Regions from separate parts of the Homo sapiens genome. Here region 2 is linked to region 1. A link is a contact called in ENCODE Hi-C or POLR2A ChIA-PET data. All regions are on one chromosome and are shown on one strand. Each heading gives the region's core, a stretch centred on a gene start or an enhancer-like site at or near the end of the contact. The rest is flanking DNA. Distances are from core to core; before and after follow the strand shown.

Region 1 (5,157 bases), core at 1,523-4,022:
CCCTGGTGCTCCGCTGGGAACTGTTGGCCACTGGTGCTCTTCAGACTCCATCGGCTTCCTCGGGAGGGTCTGTATCAGAGGCCGTCTGTCTGGTGTGATATGGACGGGTGTGGTATGCGTGTCCATGGTCACGGATTAGTGTTTACGAAGTGTAATTATAGGTGCAGTGGATGGGAACTTTCTGTGGGCCGGGCACTGCCCTAGATCCTGGACGGTGGTAGGTCCCACCATCTCCCAGGTCATAGATGGCAACATCAGAGGTCAAGTAATGTGTCCAGTGCCACAGGAGTGCTAGGTGGTCAAGCGGCACCCCCCATGCAGTGTACAGCTGCCGCGGAGACCATGTGGGCACTTACTCTCCCTCTGCACAGCTGTGAGCACCAGCTGTGCACAGCCACTGTGCCCAGGATGCCCAGGGTGGTGTCCTGAGAGATTACCAGTAGCCCTGCCTTGTCCCCTGTGGCTTAGGGGACCTCCAGTGGTTAGGGCTGGGGGAGACGAAACTAATGACCTGGTGTCCCCTGGGGAAGGCCACAGCACCTGGGTGTGGGGTGGAGCAGGAGTCCCAGGAGCTATAGAGGCCAAGCGGGTGCCTTGTAGACACCGTCAGTGCTGGCTAAGTGAAGGAAGAGCCTCTTCCACTTTACAAGCTCACAGTCCCCTTTGGGCTACCTGGAAATGGTGACATTGGGAGGGTCCCAAGAGGCAGATGTAGAATGTGGAGACAGAGGGAGAGAGGGTGGGATGTGAGCTGTGAGCTGCAGCGCTTGCCTTTGGGTGTGTGGAAGCCATGATGATTTCTTGGCCAGTGGCTTATAATTTCCCAGAGGGAGCAAAGGTGTGTGTCATGAAATCGTGGACTCTTGCCTCGGGACAGCTGGTATGTAATTGTTAGCCTCATTTGTCCTCAGCAGCCCCGGAGGCACCTCTGGAATAGGTGGGGGTAGCATGGCCAGCACAGGGCCAGGCCCCCCTGGGCAGGTGGGCTGTGAATCTGTGCTGCAGGCAGGATGGCTGTGCGGAGGTCATGGAGGGCTGGGCAGGCCAAGCCAGTGGCTTGCAGTGCAGGGCATTGAGGACAGTCAGAATCTCAGTGTGGGCTCCTGGGACCAGGGTCCCGGCCTATGGAGAATCAGGGGCACGTTTCCCACCTAGCGGCTCTGCTACAGGAAGTAGGCCTGCCTGGAGTGTGGGCTCCCTGCCTCGGGCACTGTGCTGGGATGCCGGCGAGGGGCTATGGCAGTGTGGTGGGCTCCGGCTGGCCTGGCCCCTTGGCCTTATGGTTCACCTCTGGTCTCAGCAGCCTTCACTGGCTGGCAGCCCCTCTGGATGCCACAGCAGCCTCTGCGCAGGCTTAGGGGCTCTGTGTCCCCCTCCCTGTCCTTAGAGGGGGAGCTGGGCAAGGCAGGCCACGCTCCTGCCATACGGTTGGTGTATGAGGATGGACAGGCAGCTCGCTTTGGCCTCACCTCATCCCACCAGGCCCAGGAGGTCAGTACTCCAGCCTGATCGGGGCACTGCCCACTCAGCACCAGCCAGCCCATGGCATGGTTCCCGCATTCCCATTCACCCCCAGGACCTAGCAGAATGCTTGAGCTCATGCATAACCTTAAAATGGTGTTTGGAAGTTCCAAGAAGCCTGGTGTCTCTGACACTGTTGTTTGGGATCCTGCAGAGCTGGCTGACCTTGAGCCTGCACCCAGCCTGGTGGCTGTGTCTTTGTGGGGTGCCTGTGTTGGTGCCGGCGCTGTGGCCTGGTGAGCATTGGCATCACCTCGTGTTCCTGCTCTGTCCTTTGTGCCTCAAGGCTCTGCGGAGCAGGAGAGTCAGGGGCAAAGGGAGGGCCTGGGTTCCCGCCCCACCGCACCTCCCCCCAGGAGGGCTCTTCACCTGTCCCACATGCAGTGCCCAGAAAGCACAGAGGGGTGGTGCTGGGAGGCCACTAACAGTGGGGTTTTTCTTTGATTTTGGAAGTGCTGTTTCTGAGTGGGAGGCCTTGGCTTCTCTGGAGGAGTGATTTATTTTGAAACCACACCCATTGCTGGGCTAAGATTGACTTCCTGATACGAAAGTCTGTGGCGGTGTTTGCTGAGAAGTCACACGTTTGAAGGGGAGGGTTTTATGACTTCATCTGTGATGCCTCTGGAGTACTGTCAGAGGCTGTGATTTTTCCTGAGTGTGCTGGACCCATCCTGGGGTTGGCACACATGTGGGAGCCCTGCTTGTCACTTGGGGGTTAAGGGTGACCTGGAGCAGCAAGTCCTCCCCTGGGGCGGGTTCACAGTGGTTCAAGGGAGGTGGGAGAGCCCCAGGGCTGGCCCCTGGCTCTTTGGCCCCCATCCCCCACTCTCCAGCCCCTGTCAGGCTCTGCACCCCTGTCCACTTCAGCCCGCATTGGGCCTGCCCTGCTCTGCAGGGGGAGGGGCAGGAGAGTCCATCTTCAGGGTTCTCTGAAGCTGGACAGTTCTGAGAGGCAGCTTCCAGCTCATGGAAAAAAGAAAGCCCATTGCCACACCTCCAGCAGCATATGGGGGCCTTCAGGTCCCCGGAACACCGAGTAGGAAGGAAGGGGCAGGACCCTCCGACGGGGCAGCAGTGGGCCAGGTGTCCCCCCTGCACAGTGTTTACACCCTGGGACCTGCCGCAAGGCATGGCTTTCAGAAGAGCCTCCCCCCAAGAAATGCTGCAGACAGGACGGGGCTTCTAGAGACCTTGGCTTCTACCCAGGAAGGCTGATCTATTCTTCGACTGTTGCATCAGCTTCCTCAACCTCTGCAGGTTCAGGCTGCGAGCCCTAGGGAGCATCACTCAAAGCACCCTGTTGGCCACTTAGGATCAGGAGGGCCTCGGCTCACCCAAGCCATCTCCCTCTGGTCGCATGTGGTTGGCTGTCCTGTCAGAGCCGTGGGCAGCCACACTTCTTTTTCCAAGATAAACCGCTGCATCTGCCCAGCGACCTTCATGTGTAGTCTTACATTAGCACATTCTTAACAGACATTTAGAAACCAACCAAACAAAATCCAGTTTCCTGCCCCCACGGTCTTTCGCTCTTTTGCCACACTCACAAATGTGAGCTGCATTTGGAAATGCCTGTGCTTCCATTTGCAAACCGAAGCTGAATGGAACCTGGCAGGCGCATCTGCTCCTCCGCAGTGGAGGCTGGGGCGGCCCGAGCAGAAAGAGGTGAAGCCTGTGCCTGCTGGGAGTCCCCGAGCGGCAGGAACTCCGGTGTCTGGGATGGCCTTTGGGGTGTGACCTTAGGCTGAGGCCAGAGCCCGTCTCCCCACGAGCTCCCCGCCTGGCCTGGGAAAGTCAGCCCCCTCCTTTCCAGGGCTGTGTCTTCCCCCTTTTGTTTTCAGTCATTGAGCCCCCGCTCGAGGATGGCCCCCACCCCAAAGGTCCTGTGTGCCCTGAGTAAGCCACTGGCTCTCAGAGGTGCCCACGTACCCTTCCTTTCAGACTGAGGGGAGCAGTGGCCAGACAGGGCTCTGCCTTCACGGAGCTTCCCCTCTGCAGAGAAGGGGCAGAGTGGCGTCACTGGGCAGCCAGCTTAGATCGAGCAGCAGGAGGCGAGGCTCAGCCGAGTCGGACAGCTGGGGCCAGGCAGGCGGCTTGCTCTGCATGCCCAGGACAGCAGCACTGGGCTCTGTCCCCCCGTCGGTGCCCCCGTGTCTCTCAGGAACCCCTTCAGATGTGGTTAACACCTCCAACTTGGAGGCCTTTCCTGACTGTCCTGACCCTGTTTATTCTTCTCTCCCGTGTCCTTCTAGAACATACTCTCAGGCAAGGCATGAAGATGCTGCTGTGTGTAGAGCCTCACTTCCCTGCCCTTGCCCCTGTCCTTGACAGCAGCTCCGTGCGGGCCTAGCAATACCCGTTGGGCATCAGTGCCAAGAGCTGCCCTGCCTGGGGGTTCCTGGTGGTGTAGACGTGGACGCCTCCACACCTGTGCAGTGAGGCCCATGGGGCAGCTCCGAGGGGGAAGCTGTTCACCTGCTGCCTGTTGTGAAGAGAAGGGGTGATCTCCAGGCAGGGGACTGGGCGGGCTTCGGGGCGGCTGATGTGCAAGGGGCTGGGATGGGCGGGGGTCCTCAGGGTGGGCTTCGAGACAGCTGATGTGTAGGGGGCTGGGCTGGGCGGGGGTCCTCAGGGCGGGCTTCGGGATGGCTGATGTGCAGTTGCACAGTGGCCCCGTGCCCTTGGAGCCATTCTGACCTCTGGGGCAGAGGCTAGGGCACCGACACAGCAGACATGAAGGAGGGTAGTGTTTTTCATATTTTCTAGCAGTAATTGCAGTGGTGTGTATGTGCCTGTGTCACCGCCGCAGCAGGTTCTGGGATCTTCTCTTGGTCCCGAGTGTTTGGGGCAGTGTCCACATCCTTCATTCTCTCGTGTCTTCATCGGCATAATGGGCCCTTCCTGGGGCTTGGCTTCCCGGGGGCTTCACGCGTAGATCTTTCGTGAAGCACAGAAGCTTCCAGGCTGTCTCAGTGGTGCCGTGACCTTCCAGTGAGGGATCCACTCCTTAGAGCCTCACGCTCTCCTGCTCACCAGGGCACCAGCTTTTCCAAGAGCTGCTGGGTGGATCCCAGAACAGTCCCTCCGTGTCCTTAGTGCCTGAGCACAGGCCTCCTCGTCTGTGTTCTTGGGCTGCGAGCGTGGCCCACAGAATGCCCTGTGCCCGTTGCGCCTTCAGCCGTGTGCACCCTTGGGGGTGTCCCGCTTGTGGTGCCTGCCCACCCCTGCACTAGCCCAGGTCTCGTTGGTCCCACACTCTTGCCCAGAAAATGGAGCCAGGCTGAGGATGGGGACATTTGGCCAAGAGTGTCAGAGCCAGGCTCTGGCCCCCTCAGAGTAGAGATCAGTCTTGCCTGCTAATGGCATTACCTCATCTCGGACCTGGGCAAACAAGGCAAGGGTGATTTGAGAAGATCCTCGTCTGTTTCTAATTAAATTTCTATCTCTGCTTTCACAAAAGCTTCTCTTTTATCTCTTCCTCCTAATTATTTTTAAAATCTCAAGGAAAATACATCCCTTCCACTTACGATTCCGCAGAGAACCAAATTGCTACTCTGTTTCTAAAGTGTGTTATTGTGGTCTCTGATACTAAGCCAAGGTTTCTGTAATCCCACTAAAATTTTATCTCACATCACAGAA
Region 2 (4,904 bases), core at 996-3,495, 560 kb before region 1:
AAATTACCAATGGAGGACCAGCCCAACACTCCCTTCTCTACTAGTACCCAACACCCACCTCCCCTCCCAAATCCAATGCTCTTCTTCCCTCCCATACCTAGCACTCCCTCTCACCTGTATTAGTCCATTCTCCCACTGCTATTAAGGAATACTTGAGACTGGGTAATTTATAAGGAAAGAGGTTTAATTGGCTCAGGGTTCTGCAGGCTGCACAGGAAGCATGGCGGCATGTTCTCAGCTTCAATCATGGTGGAAGGTGAAGGGGAAGCCTGCACTTCACATGGCCGGAGAGGGAGGAAGGGAGAGACGGGGAGGTACCACACACTTTTAAACAGCCAGATCTTGTGAGGACTCACTCACTGTCATGAGAACAGCACCCAGGGGGAACTCCACCCCCATGATCCAATCACCTCCCACCAGGCCCCACCTCCAACACTGGGGATTACAATTCTACATGAGGTTTGGGCAGACACACAGATCGAAACCATATCACCAACCATACCCAACGCTCCTTCTCTGCTAGTACCCCATGCTTCCCTTTTTGACTCATGCTTCAGACTGCCGCCCACTGCCAGAGAAAATGCAAACGCAACTGGCTGGGCCCCCAGGGAACAGGGAACGCAATCCTGGCTGCAGCCCTTGGCTGCACAGGACACCCTGTCTGCGCCTCTGGATGCTCTACAGTGACTCAGTTTCCCTCTCTGTGCACCCCACCTGCCCCTCACTCTCAGCTGATGCCCTGGCTCCCTGCTTCTCTGAGCAGACAGGGACCGTCCCTCAAATCCCTTCTTGCCTTCCTGCAACCCCCGACAGCCGAACTTGCATCCACGCTTTATCTTCTCCCCTGGTGCCCCAACGCCCTACGTATGGTTTATTAAGAACCGTTCCCCAGTGATGATCTCTCCCTCTTTGTTGTCTTCAGTCTTCTCTGTGCAAGGGGCACGGCACCCCTAAGGCACCCTTGAGTCCTGTTATCCGGGGACATCTCAGGCTCTCTCTCCAAAGCCCTGAGATCTGTTGTCCTGCCTCCTCCCTGTGCCGTGTGACTGCTGTCCTCTTGCACTCTCCTGGGCCTGCCACCTGCAGGGATCCTTGTCTTCCTGAGCCACCCCTTCCCTACCAGCATGGTGGCTTTTCTGCCTCTGCTCTCAGCCCTCTGCCTTCCAGCCAGAGCCCCCCTTTCCCATTGCCAGCTTAGACCCCAGCTGTTCTCCTGAGGTAGGGCCCTTCCTTGCCCAGGAAGGAGCCCAATTCCAGTATCTTCTCTTTGTCCTGGAGTCCCGTGGTCTTAGCCTCGGTCTTACCTGCTCCTGCCTGGGGCTGATGCTCCCATTAGGCTGCAGGTTCATGAGGGGTGAAATGGAGCAGTGTGGGATGTTTCTTGACCTTGGGAAAGTTGGGGAGGCAGAAAGCGGTGGGTCCATCTGCTCCAGCTGGCTGGGAAGCCTGCTGTTTGAATATGACCTGGTATATTCTAGACGTGGAGGCGTCAGATGGCCAGAGCTCCAGGACTACTCCACAGACACTCCTGTGCTGGTGGATGGCAGAAAGCCGGGGCTGGGCAGATCCGTGCTGCCTCCTTGGGCCCAGTGTCCACTCCTCTGGAGAAGCACTTGGGCTTCAGTGTCAAAGGCACAGATCCACACAGCAGCCCTGCAGCTCACCAGCTCTGAGAGCAGGCGCCATGTCCTTCCCTTCTGCACGGGGTGATAACAGCCTGGCCCTGTGACAGCTGGGTGATGTGGTGCTGAGGACTGTTTCACATAGAAGCTGGCAGGCTCCCTCCCAGTGCGTTACAGTGGAATCACTTATTTTTCCTGGGTCCCTGCGTGTTTTCTTCCTCCTGAGCACAGCATGCTATTGTGCCTGTCTGTGCTGTCAGAGTCACCGCCTGAAGTTAATGATGGTGGTCACAAAGTGTCACAACTGTCCTTGGCTTCCCTTGCCCTCATCCGAAGCAGCTCTGGCCCCAGCGGTGTCCTGGCCTTGGCTGGGATGACCCCTGTCTTGCCTTCCCTCCAATCTCTGCCTGGGAACTCTCCGCCCCGCCCTTGCCCCCACGTGGCCTTTCTAAGGTGACGCCATCAGACCTCTGCTTCCTCCCCCTCTCCTCTTTCTTGGGATCACAGCAGAATCCACCCATCTGTCCTTGGAAGCCCTGCCTGACACTGAGGCTGTTTGTCTGGATGACCTCCCAGCATCCATCTCTCTGATTTTGGCCACCTGCTCCTGATTCCCTGGGAGGTGGGTCTGATTTTCCCTCTTCTGTCATGGCCAGGATCAAATGCCCACTGTGTGCTCAGTGCTGGTGGCAGAGAGCTGAAGCCCCTGAGTTCCTACTCTCAAGGCATAAATGATCTAGAAAACAAGGATGTGGGTCATTTCAACACAGGGGACAGAGATTTCCAAAGGTGCAGTCATGAAACTGGACTGGAAATGCCATGGGGGGCTTCCCAGGAGAGGTGATACCCCCGCTAAATTGAGAGGAAGGGCAAAGTGCCCAAATCGAAGCACGGGGAGAAGGGGCTGAGGCCACAGGAACGGAGGTGCCAGCAAAGGCCCAAGCACTTGCAGCACGGATACGCACAGATCAGTGCGAGCTGGACGGGCACCTGCGTGGGGATGAGAGGAAGGGAGAGGGCACTGTCCCGATCCTTGGGCCAGGAGCGCCAGGCATCCCAGCTTTGACATGGCTCCTCTCCAGAAAAATCATCAGATACCAGATAAGGCAGAGGACGTGTGTGGGCGGCTGCATGGATGACTTCACACAGGCGGTTTGATGCTGCTGCTGATTGGATCGTGTTCCTGCTGCTACTTTCTGGAGTGGAACTCGAGGGAGAAGTTCTTTAAACAACCTGTTTCTGAGGTTCAAAAAGAGGCTCTGACACTCGGCCACTGTCCCCAGACAGAGCCTCTCCTCCTTTCCCTCCAGGTTCCTGGAAGACGGCCCCCTCTCCTCCAAGCACATCTGTCTCTTGGACTCTGAATTCCACCCCTTTGCCCCTGCAGACCCTGGGCACCCCTGCCTGGCACTGCTGAAGGACCACTCCCTCCCTGGGGACTCCCACCAGACCTGGGCGGTGGCTTCACCAGCCAACATGGAAGGGGCTCAGGGCAAATTGTCCTTGTTTGCAGATGAAGAAACAGAGCCTTGGTGTGCAAGACCAGAGTCCAGCCACAGAAGCAGCTGTGCCCCCTCCACTCCTCATCTTGAGAGACACCTTCCTTACACAATGCTGGGTGACCCAGGAACCCACATATTCAAGACAGAGGCCCCATTTATGGCAGCCGATGGCCCTGGGCAGGGGTGGGCTGATGTCTGCTGGATACAGACTGTAGGGTGCACTGGTTGTCAATTCTGGAATGTCCTGGAGAGCTGTGACTGGGAGGTGACAGCATCACCCACCCCGCTGGACACTTGTTCCCTTATGGGAAAGTCACAGCCCCTCTCGGGTGACCTTCTGAGCTTTAAGGCCTTCCTGCAGGCAGCTGTGTCCTCTGCCGGGCCTCCCCCGAGGTCCCCTCAGTGCTCTCCCATCTCAAGGCCGCACACACGTTTCTGGAGGCCTGGGCTGTCCTTCCTGGAGGTGCTGGAAGGAAGCACTGACTGCTCACCGTGTTCTGTGCTGTTTGATGCCTCCTTGGCCAGGGTTCATGACTTATACCATGTGCCGGATACTGTGGTCAGTGCAGGGTGTGTCATCAGCTTGCAGAGCATGCCCTCGCTGGGATTTGAGGACCCATGGGGCCCCCTGAGCCGATCCCAGCACCTTACTGGAGCTGAAGTACTTTTTCTGATTGAATCGTCATCTCCAGAGGAGCCAGGGCCACGTCTCAAGGTGGCGGAGGCAAAGGACTGGCCCTTCCCACAGATGCATCCGCTGAGTGACGTGCCAGAAAAGCCTCCACCTCTGAGAAGGGGCAGCTCCCCTAGACTGAGCCTGGGGTTCCTGCCACAGGGGAGGAGCCCAGCCGGGCAGAACCCCCAGGGTTAGTCCTGAAGGGAATCAAGGATGGGGAGGAGGAACTGGTGGGGTTGGAGGGACAGCGAGAGTGTGGCTTGGTGGGGAACGGAGAAAGGATCTATGGAGATCTCTGCAGCATGGGTGCCCTCTGTTACACGTCCAACTTGGCCTGAACTCTGATTGCTACTGTTTGGGGGAACAATGGAGCTTTGTGTGGGCCATGATCGTAGCAACACTTCCCAGGATCCAGGGCAAAGCCAGGAGCTCCCTGCTCTTCCCATGGGGGGCCCAGCTTGCCTGCCCTGGATGGGCAGTGTGGGCATCCTGCGAGGAGCCCAGCTGCCCTGGATGGTTGTGAAGGTGCCTGAGGGCTGGGGGAAGCTGTAGGAGGGAGGCCAAGACCCAACAGTGGGCAGCAGATGCCGGGTGGGTAGAGAAAGGCCCTGGATACAGGAGGCAGAGGCCGGTGCTTGGTCTGAGGCGGGACAGGACGGGAAGGGAAGAGAAGGAGCTTTCACCCCTTAGGCAGGTTCCATGTTTTCATGTTCGCTGCAGCAGGCCAGAGCACCCCTGAGCGGACAGGGCTGGGGCCTCGGGCTAGGAGGGGCCAGCAAGGCTGGACATCATGCTTTTGCTTTGGTGCCATTTATGTGACTTTTTCATTAGCTTCATTTAGCCAACCAGGAGTAAAAGAGAAATCAGATGGCCAGATGCTCTCTGGGCTGGGTCCTGGCAGGAGGGATGTGATGAGAGGTCAAGGGCCCGAGGGATTTAGGGTTCAGGTCAGTGTGCTGGTGAATGATAGATGAGGTCCAGGTCAGCGTGCCAGTCAATGATCAGATGGGGCCCAGGTTAGCGTGCTGGCCAATGATCAGATGGGGCTCAGGTCAGCATGCCAGACAGTCATCAGATGGGGCCCAGATCAGCATGCCAGACAGT

Evidence for each region. A loop is a pair of places that touch in the nucleus more often than their neighbours do. ChIA-PET counts read pairs that join two places held with the same protein, here RNA polymerase II (POLR2A). Pooled maps may share reads with other maps.
Region 2: a pooled map shows a loop between it and region 1 (1.9-fold over the local background). The contact joins two enhancer-like sites. A Hi-C loop is called at or near these places in 1 of 168 maps with a recorded cell type or tissue (ascending aorta) and 4 of 50 pooled maps. POLR2A ChIA-PET finds 5 or more read pairs at or near these places in 1 of 52 experiments (activated CD4-positive, alpha-beta T cell).

What each region holds. Positions count from the first base shown.
Region 1 is chr2:239,262,251-239,267,407 of GRCh38, reverse strand. All of the region lies in intron 2 of HDAC4 (histone deacetylase 4), which reads left to right. Among named protein-coding and RNA genes, the nearest start is that of MIR4269, 41 kb to the left of the region's middle. RefSeq lists enhancers at 115-164, 2,108-2,207, 2,638-3,305, 4,856-5,157. Within about 2 kb of position 2,772, at least 16 of the 41 ENCODE cell types and tissues checked have a DNase peak (open chromatin) inside an H3K27ac peak, as active enhancers do.
Region 2 is chr2:239,818,137-239,823,040 of GRCh38, reverse strand. No RefSeq gene overlaps it. Among named protein-coding and RNA genes, the nearest start is that of MIR4786, 120 kb to the left of the region's middle. RefSeq lists enhancers at 3,232-3,732, 4,450-4,904. Within about 2 kb of position 2,245, at least 2 of the 41 ENCODE cell types and tissues checked have a DNase peak (open chromatin) inside an H3K27ac peak, as active enhancers do.